Regions from separate parts of the Homo sapiens genome. Here region 1 is linked to region 2. A link is a loop called in an ENCODE intact Hi-C map of the cell type or tissue named here. Cell type or tissue: Calu3. All regions are shown on one strand. Each heading gives the region's core, and the rest is flanking DNA. Links, peaks and the distances in the headings are about the cores only.

Region 1 (8,296 bases), core at 1-8,000, 350 kb after region 2:
TGATAGAGCTGGAGAAAAAGAGAGTGGAATTTTATTTTTTACGTTAATACAATTCTATATTGCTTAACTTTTTTGGTATTGCTGTATTTTTGATGTAATCTAAAATTAATTAGGAGGATAATGAAACAGAAGAAATTGAAAGAGAAAGAAGGAACTGCCTCCTCTAAGCCTTTGCTCATCCCATTCCTTCAATGCCTATTTTAAAACATTTTTTCCTGCATGAGATCTCAACAGAACTCAGAACACCAGAGGTATTTTACTTATTGTCTAACACTATACATTTGAGACTTAGAAAGTCTTTCTTAAAATATTAGACTCTAGAATTACAGATTTTTCAAGAAGTGTTTACCATGATAATACTAATGCCTTATATTTGCAAAAAGAGGGGTTATTCACAAATTATCTCGTTACTTTATCTGCCATTAGAAAGAAAAGAGTAAAGAAAATGCTCACTGGAAAAACACAGACCTTAATTCAGTACCATAGTCTTAAACTTCTGGGTCAGTCAATCAGTCAGAAGAAAAAATAATGCAACCTTAAAGAATTAATGCAAATTTAATGAATGAAGATTTGGGGATTATTTGAACATAGCTACTTCTTTCAGAAAAGCAAGATAAGTTTTAGAAATTATTAAAATTCTCATATTAACACCCAAAAAGTGATTCTGTCCAGAGATACTAGTCCAGTGCTCATTAATCCACTGTTGTATAACTTTCTGCAAAATAATGCCCTGTCCTCCTGTGGCAGCTTCTTTCCTATGCGACAAACATCCTCAAAAGTATTTGCAGTAGAGGGAAGAGATTCCAAAATGTATATGCCACTGCATTCAGACTTCCTGTGTCTTTCACTGATGTTTGGGCAACGATAAGGATTGTTCAATGTTTGTGAAGACACAGCAGCAGTACATATCTTCAGGAGTTCATCTGAAGTACTTAAATGTAGATATATCTTCCATTCTACGCTGGTACCTGTATAATTGATCTTGATATTTGGATATTTATCATTCACTTGAAAAAACTGAAAGAAATAGATCTGATATATATCAAAACTTTATTCACTGAGGGCTAAGAATTAATTTTATAATAACATCAAAATTATACCTGCATTTTACTATATCCTAAGCAATTATCGTATAAATCTGAGTATCTGAAAGATATGACATATCATCTCAAGTATTAAATTACAGTAGAGAGATAGAAGAAGATTCGGTTTTATTCAGATTCCAAATAAAATGTAGGGTCTTTCAGAACTTTCTGTTGATTTTCCAATATAACTGTGCCTTGTGCACCATCTAGAGGAAAGATGTTAAATTTATACTGAGCAGAAACACTTGCATTGGTTGTGGAGACAAATTGAACAATCTCACCATGAGAGTTATAAACTAAAAACTATTTCATCTACCTAAGATGATTTTCATGTAGTCTTGCTGGAATATGAATTCCCATCTTATGTAGATGAAGTTAGATATCAGTTGGAATCTACCATGAATATTTATAGTTGCAATTACTTTAAACTGTTACTTGAATATAATTTAAATTTTAATTTCCCTTGGTAAATTAGAGGGCCTACAGCTAGATTTTCTTCTAATATTAAACTAAAGGTTATTTATTTAAAATTAAATATAACACTGTGTTATCCATAGTTTAAACAACCAAGAAAAACCCCTCTTTTATTTTCAATATTAAAAAAAAGACAAGCTCTGTTTTACTGACAAGGAAATCAAAATGTGGATTAGAAAAACTTTCAGACCTAAGTGTTCTATTACCAAAAAAGAGACAAGAAAAGAATTGAACTTCATCATCAAACACTTTTTCCAAATATCTTTCCAAGCTTCCTAGAATCCATAGAGCAAAGTGAGTTAAATCAATGCTTGCACTGTCTTCTATTAGTAAATATGTGTAATATGCAACTCTGTCTTTATAGTAGATACTCAAGTTATTTCCTAACAATAATTGTTACAATTGCTTTTAAACACAATTTTTTTAAATGAGATGAGGTCCCTTATTGTCTTACTATGCTATATCAAAAGCACCTAACCAGGACAAAAACTCTACGTCCTCATCTCTTGTTAATATATACCCTCTCTTCCTAATTAATCTCATTCAAAAATAAAGTCTCAGTTAATAGTTATATAACAATGACTCCAAATTAATATATAGAATATATTATCACCTTTGTATATTTAAAAGTAACTCAGCCTCTCTACTTGTATGTTTCAAAGATATTTCAACTCAACACATTCAGGGCTATTGTGTTCCTTCCTCCACAGTTTGCTTCTCTTGCCGCACCCCTTTGTTCAGTCTATGGCGCCATGAAACTTGAAAGTCATCCTTGAAAAACTCCCTCTTCCTGTTTTTCCATATCTAAGCCATCGTCCAAACCACTAATTTAACTCTAAGTAACTCTCAAATCTGTTCACCCCTGTCTATCTTTATTCCTAGTTCAAACTAACAACACTCTGACTTGGGCAATGGTCACAACCTCCAACCATCGCCTTGTATTATATGGCCCACACCCAGTTGACCACACAGCAGCCAGCCTGTTCTCTTTGCACTGCTTCTGCCTGGAAACCTTCTATAAGCTTTTAGAGGCTTCCCATTGCTCCTAGAAGTCAAGATCCCAGGCCTGACTCTGGTTAAGAAGGTTCCCCCTATCTGATCAATGCGTGCTTCACTGGTCTCAGGTCACATTTCTTTTCCTTTTGTCCTCCATGCTGTAGCCCCTGGAATTCTCTCAGTTTCTCTAAATACCATTCTCTTTTCCAAGACTAGAATTTGGTAAATGTTATACTTTTTCTTTAAATGCTCTTCCTCTTGCCCCATTTTCATCTAATTATTTTATTTTCAGTTATACTTTAGATGTCGATTCAAATTTGCTTTCTTGGGGAACCCACCCCCTGAGACTAAGTCAGGCACTTTCACTTATCCACCCCCTGGGGAATCCCCATGAGCATAGAAAACTCTGGTTTTGCTCATCATTACATTCTCAGCGCAAGGCATAGAGTTAGTAAGAACTTAAATATTTCTTGAAGGAAGAAACAAATATATGAATGAGAATGGTCACTTTGGTTTTCTTGCAAAAACAAAATCAAGGTAAAAGAAAGAGTACTTGTTTGTCACTTTATCTCCTCTCTTTCCCAAGACCCAATGAAAACAATAGTATAAGTAAACACAAAAATGGTGTAAACCAACAATGAGAAATAGAACAGAAAGTGGGACACTCAACAAATGATGTTAACAAATTTTCAGAAGACTGAAAGTAGGTGATGAACTAGTAACTATTAAAGTAAGGCAAAGGAAGATGCTGTACAGGACATACACGGAAAGGGAAGAAGAGGAAAGCTAATCTGTCCACTAGAAACCAGAGGACTGGGGAGTTTGAAGTGCCACTATGGTGGAGAGTTGAAGTGAGGCATGGCATAAAAACAGAGATAATTCGAAAGATTTCAGATAAAACATGTTACTTCCCCCCACAGCCACCTCCCTCCTTCAACCTCTGCTTTCTCAGAAGGTCCAACTGTCTTGCACTTATCCCCATCCTAACCCCAGGTGAAAGTCAGAGAGAGAAAGTGCTCACACAAAAGTGGGACAGAAAGGAAGAAGAAAGGAAGGAAAGAAGGAAGGAAGGACGGAAGGAAGGAAGGAAGGAAAGAAGGAAGGAGCCACCCTTCTCTGTATAAAACTCTGAATATACTTTGGAAGAACCAGGGCAGTTTGCATGGGAATGGAAACTCAGATATTTAGGAGTCTCAAATTATAGTGTTTAGTGCCCCACCCACAATGATAATGTTTAGTGCCCTACTCACATACCTTAAAACAAAGCTTTCCAGTACAATAACTGTATCTGACGGAAACTCACTTGGCTTTTCTATTACCTCTTTCATAAGTCAAATGGACAAGCAAGAACCACCAAGAAAAAAACCTGCAACATGGATGAGAAAAGCCAAAATAAGCAAAAATGACTCCAGAAAAAACACAGGTAATTCATCAACAAAAGGACTCAAAAAAAAAAAAAGATTTCTTATCGCATCCTGACAGATATTGGAGAAGATATTTCATATATTGCATCTATAAAACAAATAAAAAACAACAACAAGATACTATTAAAAAGTAAAAATAAGAAAGCAAATGTGTTATGGGAAATTAAAACATGAATACTAAAAAATCTTCCAGAATATAAAACTAAAAGATAAGCAATAGAAAATAGAAGATAAAATGAGATAAAGATGATTACTCCAAGATATCCAACATAAGAGGGAGCAGAGATAATAGAGGGGAGGTGATAATAAAAAATAATAATAGAAGAAATCTCCTACAGCTGAAGTACTTATTCAGTGAAAGTCCACAGATTGAAAGAGCCCATGGTGTGTCTGGCTCAATTAATAAAAGAAAGACATATGCTGAGCCATATCATTATAAAACCTCAAAACAATAACTATAGAGAATATATTTAAATTTTTCACTGTGGAGATAAAAACAAATGTTTAAAAAGGAACAGAAGATAGCCTATCATCAGAGTTATCAGCAGTACTTGGTGACAGAAAACAATGGAAGAAGATTTTCAAAATTCTGAAGGAAAATGATTTTCCACCTTGGAATGCATGTACTCCAGCACAACCATCCATCAAATGTGAGGGAAAAGAAAGAAATACTTTCAGACACATAGGCAATCAGAAAATTTAACTACCATGGTGCTTTCTGGTGAAAAACCTTTAGGATACATTCCTACAAAAGAAAGAAACAGACCAAGAGGGAGAAAAATGACAGGCAACAATGGGTCTTTCTCAGAAGAGCAGTGAAGTAGAGTCCCAGGATGACAGGAGAACACCAGAACAGCAAACTGTACTCTGTGGCCCGGCAAGATGGCAGTCTCCAGACAAAAGAACCAGGTGGGGGAAAAGTCCACAATGTCATAGACTGTACAATATGAACTTCGAACAAAATGTAAAATGAAACAAAGGTAAATGATGCAAGGAGGAAGAAGAAGCCAATTAGAAATTACAAGAAATAAACAATTGTAAAAGAAGAAAAACATAGATATAATGCACTACTTACCTCTCCAGTGAACGCTATTTACCTGATCATAATGACATTAACACTGTCTATTCAATTTCTTATTTTAGAATCCATTTATGGACCAACTATGAAAGCACTGTGGTTATAGAGTACAATGTAAGTGGAATGAAGCTCATTAAAAGTGAAAGTACAGTGACGAAAGGTGGCAGGTGGAAGGGAAAGTTGGAGAACTGAAGGGTAGAGTGGGGGTCCTGTCCATGTTGTGTGGAGTGGAAACAAAAGATACTCTCTATAGTTGGAGAAACAAGGAATCAAGGTTGTGTACATCTTAAAACTGCAGGAATTAAAGCAATAGATAGAAGATAAAATTTTTAATTGAAATACACTAGAAGGCAGGGGAATGTAAGAAAGCTTAGTAAAAATGAGCTAAGTACTCCTCTATCATAGTAAGAAGTCAATAAAGAATATCAAAAATTGATAAATCTTGGAATAGATATATAAGCACATTTTGGAAATATCTTAACAGTGTACAAGCTGTGTAACTGCCAAGTTAGTTAACCCCAGTATGCCTCAGTTTCTTCATCTTTAAAATGAGAATAATAATAGTACATATCTCATGGTGCTTGTGATGATTAAATGAGTCAATATATGTAATCTTTTTTTTATTATTCTTTAAGTTTTAGGGTACATGTGCACAACGTGCAGGTTAGTTACGTATGTATACACGTGCCATGTTGGTGTGCTGCACCCATTAACTCATCATTTAACATTAGGTATATCTCCTAATGCTCTCCCTCCCCCCTCCCCCCACCCCACAACAGGCCCCAGTGTGTGATGTTCCCCTTCCTGTGTCCATGTGTTTTCATTGTTCAACTCCCACCAATGAGTGAGAACATGCGGTGTTTGGTTTTTTGTCCTTGAGATAGTTTGCTGAGAATGATGGTTTCCAGCTTCATCCATGTGCCTACAAAGGACATGAACTCATCCTTTTTTATGGCTGCATAGTATTCCACAGTGTATATGTGCCACATTTTCTTAATCCAGTCTATCATTGTTGGACATTTGGGTTGGTTCCAAGTCCTTGCTATTGTGAATAGTGCCGCAATAAACATACGTGTGCATGTGTCTTTATAGCAGCATGATTTATAATCCTTTGGGCATATACCCAGTAATGGTATTGCTGGGTCAAATGGTATTTCTAGTTCTAGATCCCTGAGGAATCGCCACACTGACTTCCACAATGGTTGAACTAGTTTACAGTCCCACCAACAGTGTAAAAGTATTCCTATTTCTCCACATCCTCTCCAGCACCTGTTGTTTCCTGACTTTTTAATGATTGCCATTCTAACTGGTGTGAGATGGTATCTCATTGTGGTTTTGATTTGCATTTCTCTGATGGCCAGTGATGATGAGCATTTTTTCATGTGTCTCTTGGCTGCATAAATGTCTTCTTTTGAGAAGTGTCTGTTCATATCCTTTGTCCACTTTTTGATGGGGTTGTTTGTTTTTTTCTTGTAAATTTGTTTGAGTTCATTGTAGATTCTGGATATTAGCCCTTTGTCAGATGAGTAGATTGCAAAAATTTTCTCCCATTCTGTAGGTTACCTGTTCACTCTGATGGTAGTTTCTTTTGCTGTGCAGAAGCTCTTTAGTTTAATGAGATCCCATTTGTTAATTCTGGCTTTTGTTGCCATTGCTTTTGGTGTTTCAGACATGAAGTCCTTGCCCATGCCTGTGTCCCGAATGGTATTGCCTAGGTTTTCTTCTAGGGTTTTTATGGTTTTAGATCTAATATTTAAGTCTTTAATCCATCTTGAATTAATTTTTGTATAAGGTGTAAGGAAGGGATCCAGTTTCAGGTTTCTACGTATGGTTAGCCAATTTTCCCAGCACCATTTATTAAATAGGGAATCGTTTCCCCATTTCTTGTTTTTGTCAGGTTTGTCAAAGATCAGATAGTTGTAATGTGTGGTATTATTTCTGAGGGCTCTGTTCTGCTCCATTGGTCTATATCTCTGTTCTGGTACCAGTACCATGCTGTTTTGCTTACTGTAGCCTTGTAGTATAATTTGAAGTCAGTAGCACGATGCCTCCAGCTTTGTTCTTTTGGCTTAGGATTGTCTTGGCAATGAAGGCTCTTTTTTGGTTCCATATGAACTTTAAAGTAGTTTTTTCCAATTCTGTGAAGAAAGTCATTCGTAGCTTGATGGGGATGGCATTGAATCTATGAATTACCTTGGGCAGTGTGGCCATTTTCATGATATTGATTCTTCCTACCCATGAGCATGGAATGTTCTTCCATTTGTTTGTATCCTCTTTTATTTCATTGAGCAGTAGTTTGTAGTTCTCCTTGAAGAGGTCCTTCACATCCCTTGCAAGTTGGATTCCTAGGTATTTTATTCTCTTTGAAGCAATTGTGAATGGGAGTTCACTCATGATTTGGCTCTCTGTTTGTCTGTTATTGGTGTATAAGAATGCTTGTGATTTTTGTACTTTGATTTTGTATCCTGAGACTTTGCTGAAGTTGCCTATCAGCTTAAGGAGATTTTGGGCTGAGACAATGGGGTTTTCTAGATATACAATGATGTCATCTGCAAACAGGGACAATTTGACTTCCTCTTTTCCTAATTAAATACCCTTTATTTCCTTCTCCTGCCTGATTGCCCTGGCCAGAACTTCCAACACTATGTTGAATAGGAGTGGTGAGAGAGGGCATCCCTGTCTTGTACCAGTTTTCAGAGGGAATGCTTCCAGCTTTTGCCCATTCAGTATGATATTGGCTGTGGGTTTGTCATAGATAGCTCTTATTATTTTGAGATACATTCCATCAATACTTAATTTATTGAGAGTTTTTAGCATGAAGCATTGTTGAATTTTGCCAAAGGCCTTTTCTGCATCTATTGAGATAATCATGTGGTTTTTGTTGTTGGTTCTGTTTATATGCTGGATTATGTTTATTGATTTGCATATGTTGAACCAGCCTTGCATCCCAGGGATGAAGCCCACTTGATCATGGTGGATAAGCTTTTTGATGTGCTGCTGGATTCGGTTTGCCAGTATTTTGTTGAGGATTCTTGCATCGATGTTCATCAAGGATATTTGTCTGAAATTCTCTTTTTTTGTTGTGTCTCTGCCAGGCTTTGGTATCAGGATGATGCTGGCCTCATAAAATGAGTTAGGGAGGATTCCCTCTTTTTCTATTGATTGGAATAGTTTCAGAAGGAATGGTACGAGGTCCTCCTTGCACCTCTGGTAGAATTCGGTTGTGAATCCATCTGGTC
Region 2 (8,328 bases), core at 329-8,328:
CATAAATTGGCAACAGTACCAATGAAGAGCTCTGTGTTACCCAAGAGTGTGGTGTAGCATGACATTCACATTAATCCTCACCTTCTTCATCCACAGAGCATGTGGCGGCCCTCAGATCCTGTCCTCAAAGAGGCCAAGGAGCACAAGAAAACCATCAGCCCCTTGATATTTTCTGCTTTGACCAAAAATAATGCGAATAGCTTTTTCCTCTTTCACAATGTCTCACAGCCCTTCCCAGAATTCTGGGTCACGTAAAAGGAACACCATTCAGAGCTATCTAACCTAAATTTAGGCAACTATATTGTAGCTTCTTGACCTAATCTGTATTTCCCTGAAGTGGAATCTTACTTCTTAATCATTCCCACCTACCCCCATTATAATATGTATCGTTGTAGTACAAATTGTATTTGTTTAAGGAAATTGGGTGCCTTTGGGGGATTTCCTCTTCAGGAGTGGAAAAGACAACCAGACAGGGAAGTAGTATTAATAGATCAGAACACATTCAAGATTGAGGAGGATCTTGGAAACCTTGATCCATCTTTTTTTTTTTATTTTACAGACAGAAAAATTGCAGTCCAGAGGTAAGGTACCATAGGCTGGGACAAGGGAAGATACAGGACAGAATGTGAAAGAAGGTTACCAGAAATAGAGATGTAGATAAATTAATGAGTCAGCTCAATTCTTCTATCTTAATCACCACAATATTTCACCAAAATTAAGATATCAACAGTTGTAAGGTGTGAAAAAAAGCACTGCCCATTAAATTTTGACAAAATGCTAAGATGTCACCACTGTAAGATATATCTCAATTTCAGATTTGTTAAGTATTAAACATATTTCGGTGTCTTAGAATTGAGAAACTCTGATAGCAAACTTTCCAATCAAAATTCCTATGGCACAACAAACAAAAATTACAAAAAAAATAAAAAACAATTTCTATGGCAGATGGTGACATTTCTAGCCTACTTTTAAAAGTCAAGAATCTCTTAAACACTATGATACCACTATGATACACAATCAGAAATTATATCCACTCAAGACTCTAAAACTCTTATTTTTTTCTATATTATAGAAAAATGAACTTACAATTATGTGTTTGGGCTCATTCAAAATTTTGGTTACAAAAAATTCCAATGATATGTAATTAGTTATTCATATTGAATGACTATAAACCTCTTATATAATTTGAAGAGGTCACAAACCACAGACTTCTACCTTCTGCTTTATTTCAAAGCTTATAGCAGTCTAAGTAACTCTGGAAACATTCAGATGATACAAAATGCACACTTACTTTTATTTTGTAAGCATCCCTTAAACATGAGTCATTAGATAAATTTCTTGTTCTAAGTAAATTTACTGGATTATTATTAAGTAATAAAATATTAAGCCAAAAATGGATAATGAGAGCACATGCTCTAAATTGAAGGAAGGAAAAAATAAGAAAATATGTGATGTAGTAAAGTGCATGAACATGTAAATGTTTTCCAGCCTTCTTAAGTAGGAACTGTTTTTTCTTTTGAGAGTACATTCTTGCATGACATGCATGGAATAACATTTTGGGGGTGTAATTAGAAAAGCAGCACTGAAATCTACCTTCCTGCAATGTGGCATGACTTAACCCTAAGAGGAGGAGTATAATATCAAAGCATACATTTTGCTTTAAGTTGACAGATCACTTGGAATCGTCTCCCAACAGACTTACTATGGTTGAGAAATGCATATTTCAGATTTGTCATAAGAGATTATCGTATGTTCTGCTCACCACATTGCGTCTAGGTGGCCTTTGGGTTTCAATGCTGGGAAGTACACTTCTTATATTTCAGAATTTAAGAGCTTTTGGAAACAACAACCTCATTGCATTCTTCAGAGGGACATGTTACACAAACACTCAGAAAATTACATAGATTAATATAGACTCAAGGAGTCTATATTCAAGGCAAGGAGTTTAATGCAGAAAAACATCAAGACAATATTAAAAGATTCCATACTCCTGACTTTCTTATACAAATCTTGTGTATTGTAAACAAAACAAAATAAAACAGCTCCTTAAAAAATTCTACTTTCAGTTGTATTATCTCTTAGATGTTCTTTTATTAAAGTTTAGAGAATCTCAATATTTGCTATTCTTTTCATTAAAACTTTATTTGAGATTTGCTGGTAATGTCTAACACTGGTTTTATTTGATCTCACATTAAAGTCACAATACTTTTTAAGAGTACAGATGAAATATCATTCAATATAATTTTTCACAAATCTTTAGCAATGTATGGAAATAGAGGGGGCATCAAATGATATCAGAAGTAGAGTTTTCTTTCACACCTTTACTTCCTTCAGTTTCAGGGGAGAAAATGAAGATGATGTGCTTAAGTAAGAAATACCAGACAGAACAGAAGTGAGCAGGGTGCTATAGCTTTGCTGCTGGTTGTCTATTTGATAAACTTTTATTAGAACAGGCAAAAATATGCAAACATCAAATCCATCAAACTGACCAAACTCAGCAACAGTTAACCAAGATTACCCACAAGAAGAAAAAGATAGGAGTGGTACTATATGAATTAGCCATTGGGTGATCCCTGCCATCCAAAAATTGTCATCCAAAATTTTCTTCCTATTTTTTTTAATCCTCAAGGATTATTATAAGTGATTTTCACAATTGCAAAGTAAACTGAAGCTCCAGGAAAAGGATTTTAAAATAGTTTATGTTTAAATATCATAATTTATCTTTACCTACTCCTCGTTTTCTTCTTATGAAAACATGTGTTTTTTTAATCTTGTGGACCATCTTTTTTTTGCAGCCCAAGTAATTGAGATTGACCATGCAATTATTATGTCCAACCACCAGTAGTTCAATTTCATAATAAATTTTATCTTGAGTTTAAACACTAACTAATTCATCATGTACCAAATGACTCTCCTAAGGGTGCATATGTGTACAAGGGTGTGTGTGCATACCTGTGCATCTTCAGAATTGTAAAAAATTTCAATAGGCTACAATCCCAAAAGCGCAAATCTCTTATTGTAATTTATGTGCTAAAAATAATAGTGTACTTTAGTAAATTTCTGACCTACTGACCAACTTTATTTTCAGCAAGATTTCGTGTGGAATTTGTAATTTCATTTATTCAGCCTATTAACTAAGCTAAAAAGACTACGGCAACTCTGCAGAGAGTTACCTAATTTAGTTGTGTAACTGGAAATGAAGATGTGTCCTTCCCTTGTTAGAGCAAGCGGAAGGGATTCAACTGTGATGTTGTTCTAGGGACCTGCGTGGGATTCAGAGATGAGATGCCTTCTGGCTTACTTCACTGTAGGCCATCCTGGGAAATTTCAAGTCGTTCATAAATATACATACCAAAATCAAATTCTAAATTACAAACAGAATAAGATGAGTAAGCAAAGATCAAAGTGAAGAAGGTGTGGAATTTTGGAGTGCCAGTGGGTAGAATGGTGTGCCATGGGAAGGAGAGAGGAGCATCCTGGAGACGCTCCTTTCACCAACAAGGTAAGGGAGTGGTTTATCAAATTTCTTTGGTCCATAGGTATTGACAAACGTTGTGGGCTTCAGGTTCTAGCCTAGGGCAGAACAAAGCCGACAACCTGCAAAACTAGTTAGATCTCTTTTGACTGATAGGATTCAAAGACCAACTAATAGGTTTTATGGCACTTTCACACTCATGAGTCAGTTTCTTGACACATTTTGTCTCCTTGTTTTTTTTATCCTGAGGGCATTTATTTAAATATGTATTCACCACTGACATTTTAGGATATTCTAGAAAACATCAAAGCAGGAAATCTTGTTGAGCAAGACTTTAAACCACCATCCCAACCCAACACATACTTCTAATCTTTGATGCTAGCTAGACATGATTTTATGAAGACGTGAGCTGAGAGTCTTTTACAGCAGTGTGCGTATATGAGAATCAGACTAGTGGTGTTGAGAAAGTTTTAAATGTCATATTCAGCAGTTTAATTACTGTGTGTGTGTGTGTGTGCATGTAATCATGCTTATTTGGCTATTAACCTCAAGGTAAGGGATGAGATTTTTTATACTCATTGAAAGGGAACCTGGGCTAAAAAGTTGAGAGATGCATTCCTATTTTATGTGGCATTAGGGCTAAGTATGCTTGCTTTCCAATCTACAAGGGTGAGTGGAGGCAGAGCACACATATTTGTCGTGTATGGCACAGGCAGCTGAGAGTTGCAGTGAAAAAGGCTGAAAGGCTGAACTGCAATGTGGAAGGCTGAGACATGCTGGTCTCTTGACCCTGTATCTTAGATCATCTTGGTCAACAGTAGAGTATTGTTACATGATATCACACTGCTTCTCCTTTCATGTACTGGATTCATGCTTTTAAAAGAATTTATTGATGTTTCTAGTGCAGATTTATAACTACCAAATTCATCTTAAGTACTCACCTTGCAGGTCACTTCATACTCAAGGTTATAGACAGCATTCCTAAGCTTTGTCCTCATGGAGCTCATTAAGGAGCGTAGAACATAATGGAACTAAAGACTGAGACATAGACAGGTGGAAGTACAATATGGCACCGTTGGCCTTAGCAATGTATATAATACACCAAAGGATGGAAGGATAAATATTTGTTGAAATATTTTTGTTAAAACACATTATTCTGGACTTATGCACAAGCAATAAAAAGATAAAAGTAGACATATGAAGGATTGTTTCAACAAATAGAAAGGGCATTAATAGGTTTTGCCAAAATCCTTAAAGACATAATTTGTATATCTTTTGTCATAAAGTCATGTGACATATATTTATAGAGAAATATAAAAATACATGTGGGCTAAATGTTTGTGGCTAAAAATACTTAATAAATCAAGTGCCCTATTAGAATTTGGCTGGAGATGTTGATGTTATTTTAGTTTCCGTGAGCAACTACTAGGATACTTTTGGCAAATGAGGTGGTTAAAGGAGGGTCGTAAAAAATAATCATAAATTATTACAGGTTTTATGGCATACAATTCACAGTGTTTTCCAAATTTGTGGCCTAAGCTATGTATCTGTGATGGATGAAAATCTCATTTTTTAATTCCAAAAATTCACAAAATATATTTCCAGATTATTGTTTTCAAGGATCCTTTAGCAATAAAATAAGCAGTTAAAATGAATATCCTCTGCATCACACTAAGAAGCAGAGAATAACTTGTGGCTAGGTATCCCAAATTTCAAGTCAGGTTCCTTCTAGACACATCTGTGCACCAAATGAAAATGCAAAGCATTTCATTATATAGTATATCATTTGATTTCCAATTAATAAATGGAAGACTTACTTCTAACAGTTTCTTTCTCTGTTCACATCTAGATATATAATATGAAATGTGGAAGGAAGTTCTAGTTTGATAGTGTCTCAATTACAATTGCCAAAAGTAATTATCTATATTTCCAAAAAAGACAGTCATCTCTCTTTCAGGCAGTAGACAAAACATTTTAAATGGGTTTTAAACACTCCTTCTACATGAGTGTATCTCTTTCCCAATGAACCTCAGTACACTTTGTTATTAGCTATCCTTGCTGTTAGGCAGAGGAATTGCAAAATTTATTCTGCATATCCTTATCTTTACTACTATTGGAAAAGCAGAAAAGATTGCTGAAATAGCTTCATTTACTGAGTGTTGGAACAAACTTACCAGTTAAGAATAATTGTAGAGTATAAATAATGAAAAAATGTATTGAGGAAAGAAAGGAAAAATATTATATTGTCTGTTTTATAATTCAAGCTAAGATGGCAAGAAATGACTTAAAAATGTGTTTTGTTTTTAAATTATAGATTCACAGGAAGTTGAAAATGGAAAAAAGTAGTATTACCTTCCACTCAGTTTCCCCCAGTGGTTGCCTGCTACACAACTGTAGGACAGTATCAAAACCAGAAAAATCAACATTGCTACAATATTAATACTTTATCATGGGTGTAGATTTGTGTAATGACCACCACAATCAAGACACAGAACTGTGACATCACCACAAATGTCACTCTTTTCTCTCCTTATCCTTTTATAGCACTCTCCTGCCGCCATCCATAACCTCTGGCAACCTTTAATTTGTTCTCCATCTCTGTAATTTTGTCATTTCCAGCATGCTATATAAATGGAATCATACAATACACGGCCTTTAGAGACTGGCTCTTCTCCACACAGCATGGTACCCTTGAGATTCATCCAAGCAGTTGCATATATGAACAGTTCATTTATTTTCATTGGAATAAATGCCCAGCAGTATCAATGCTGGGTCATATAATAAGTGTATGTTGAATTTTTAAGAAACTACCAAACTGTTTTCCAGAATGACTGTAACATTTTACATTCTCCCCAGCAATGTATGAGAGATCCAGTTTCTCTGCATCCTCCCCTGCATCTGGTATTGTCACTATTTTCACTTTGGCTGTTCTAATAGGTGTTTGATGATACTTCATTATGGTCTCAGATTGCATTTCCTTAATGCTAATGATTTTGAACATCTTTTCATGTACTTATTGTCATCTGTATATCCTCTTCAAATAAGTTATGTCTATTTATTTTAAATATATTTATAGGATACAAATTGATATCACAGAATATCAAGTGATTTCTTTAAATAGTAAGTATATTTGTTAATCAAATATGTTGGATTTTTCTGTAAAGGGTCCTTGGTGACAACCCCAGGAATTATATGCAATAAAATTACAATGGATATACAATTCTATAATCAAGGACTGTTAGTCGAGTTTAAGAAACATTTTCAAACAGTAAAAAAAAATATAAATAGCAAACTCCCCAAATAAACCAAGTAAAATAAAAAGCTAAACCCTCAATGTTTTCCACATAATTTTAAAACCATGAGTAAGGTTGTAATTGTAAGACAATACAAAGGAAAGTCTGATGATAATGTTTTGTCTAGAAAAAAAATATTTTGTACAGAATAAGTTGATTTAATGAATGTACTCATAACAATCAGAAGGTGAGAAAAGGACATTTAATCTAATCACATTTCTACATAGAATAAGTTGTTCAAATGGGTTTCCTTTGTCCTTGTTTTCATTTCTTATTAGTAACACAAGGAAAGCTACTGACTCCACACACAATGCGATAAGTAGACTTATCATAGGGGAACCAAATGCTGACATGATAGTTATTGAAACTATATTTTGAAAGTAGCTGACAATTCTCCTGAATGATTCAATTAACTTAGGTGAAATTATTTATTAATTCATTTAGGCAGTATTCATTAAGTACCCATAGTCTATCTTAACTAATCAAATACTGTGTAAAACTCTTGGACATATGATATGAACATATAAAACATATTCCATGCTTTTCAGAGACTTAAAATACAATACAGGGAGACAGAATTGTATAAAGCTTAAGAGCACTAATGTTTCCTTAAAATTTTTTAAAGAAAAAGAATGATATCTGATGGTCCAGTATGGTTACCTCTCTGAACTTATAACAAAACTGTTCTGAATATTTACTCGATAGAGTTCATTTACACAGTCCTTTGTTCCTATTTATTTTCACTTATAAACTGTTTTTAAAGTCATGAAAAAAAACAGCAAAAAGAGAAAGATGAAAAGAGATGGTAGCTGAAAGCAACATTCTGTACCTAACAGTTATGAATTATGTTTTATTCATTTTGCTCTATTAATTTCTCCAAAAGATTGTAGTTATTTCTGGCTAATGGAAATACTATGTATATCTGTTGTGTACTGCAAATATATACATATTTTGGTTATTGAATACCTAAATGCATGTATAGATACTACATTGTATATGTGGCCCTGATATGAAAGGCATATTAGAATTTAAGAAGGCATGGTGGGTAGTCATTTCCCATAAATTTGAAGTGTTTCTCAGACTGAAGATCCTAAGGAAGAAAAAAATGCTTGTGTAAAGGAAGAGTGCTCCCTATAGAGCTGGAAGGATTTTTAAAGAAAGGAAATGGAAATGATTTTTCTGAATTTCACTCAGGACCAAATACAAGGACAAGAAAAGATGTGATCTAAGTAGATTTCTTAAGTGTTTCAAATTTGAAAGTGGTTAATGAAGTGTGTTAAAAATATCCATCTCTGAAAAATATCTAGAATAGAATTTCCCTTTCCAAGATCTAATAGATAAGATGAACTGGATTCCTTCTCCAGGTCACTCTAACCTCTGAGAAATCCATGTGTTCTCTTCTGTAAGAACAGAGCCTCCTCCTCTCCTCCCCTACCCTGATCAGGTGAGGCAATTGACATTTTGTAACTGCTTTCTTAATGGGAATACCATAATAAACAGTGCCATCTACTGACTAACGTATGTCATTGAATACCTCTCAATAGTAGCAATTATTCTTGG

What was found. A loop is a pair of places that touch in the nucleus more often than their neighbours do. Peaks named below come from ENCODE experiments on the same cell type or tissue, not always from the same donor. Only the 100,000 strongest peaks of a DNase experiment are listed, where the experiment ranks them.
Region 1: a loop joins it to region 2, with 2.6 times the contacts of the local background. A loop is called at or near these places in 2 of 110 quality-filtered maps.

Annotation. Positions count from the first base shown.
Region 1 is chr6:122,371,559-122,379,854 of GRCh38, forward strand. No RefSeq gene overlaps it. Among named protein-coding and RNA genes, the nearest start is that of HSF2, 24 kb to the right of the region's middle. In Calu3, for the core only: no CTCF peak of the experiment used is centred there; no DNase peak of the experiment used is centred there.
Region 2 is chr6:122,025,512-122,033,839 of GRCh38, forward strand. It overlaps a transcript of LOC105377979 not described here. Among named protein-coding and RNA genes, the nearest start is that of HSF2, 370 kb to the right of the region's middle. In Calu3, for the core only: no CTCF peak of the experiment used is centred there; a DNase peak (open chromatin) is centred at 3,580.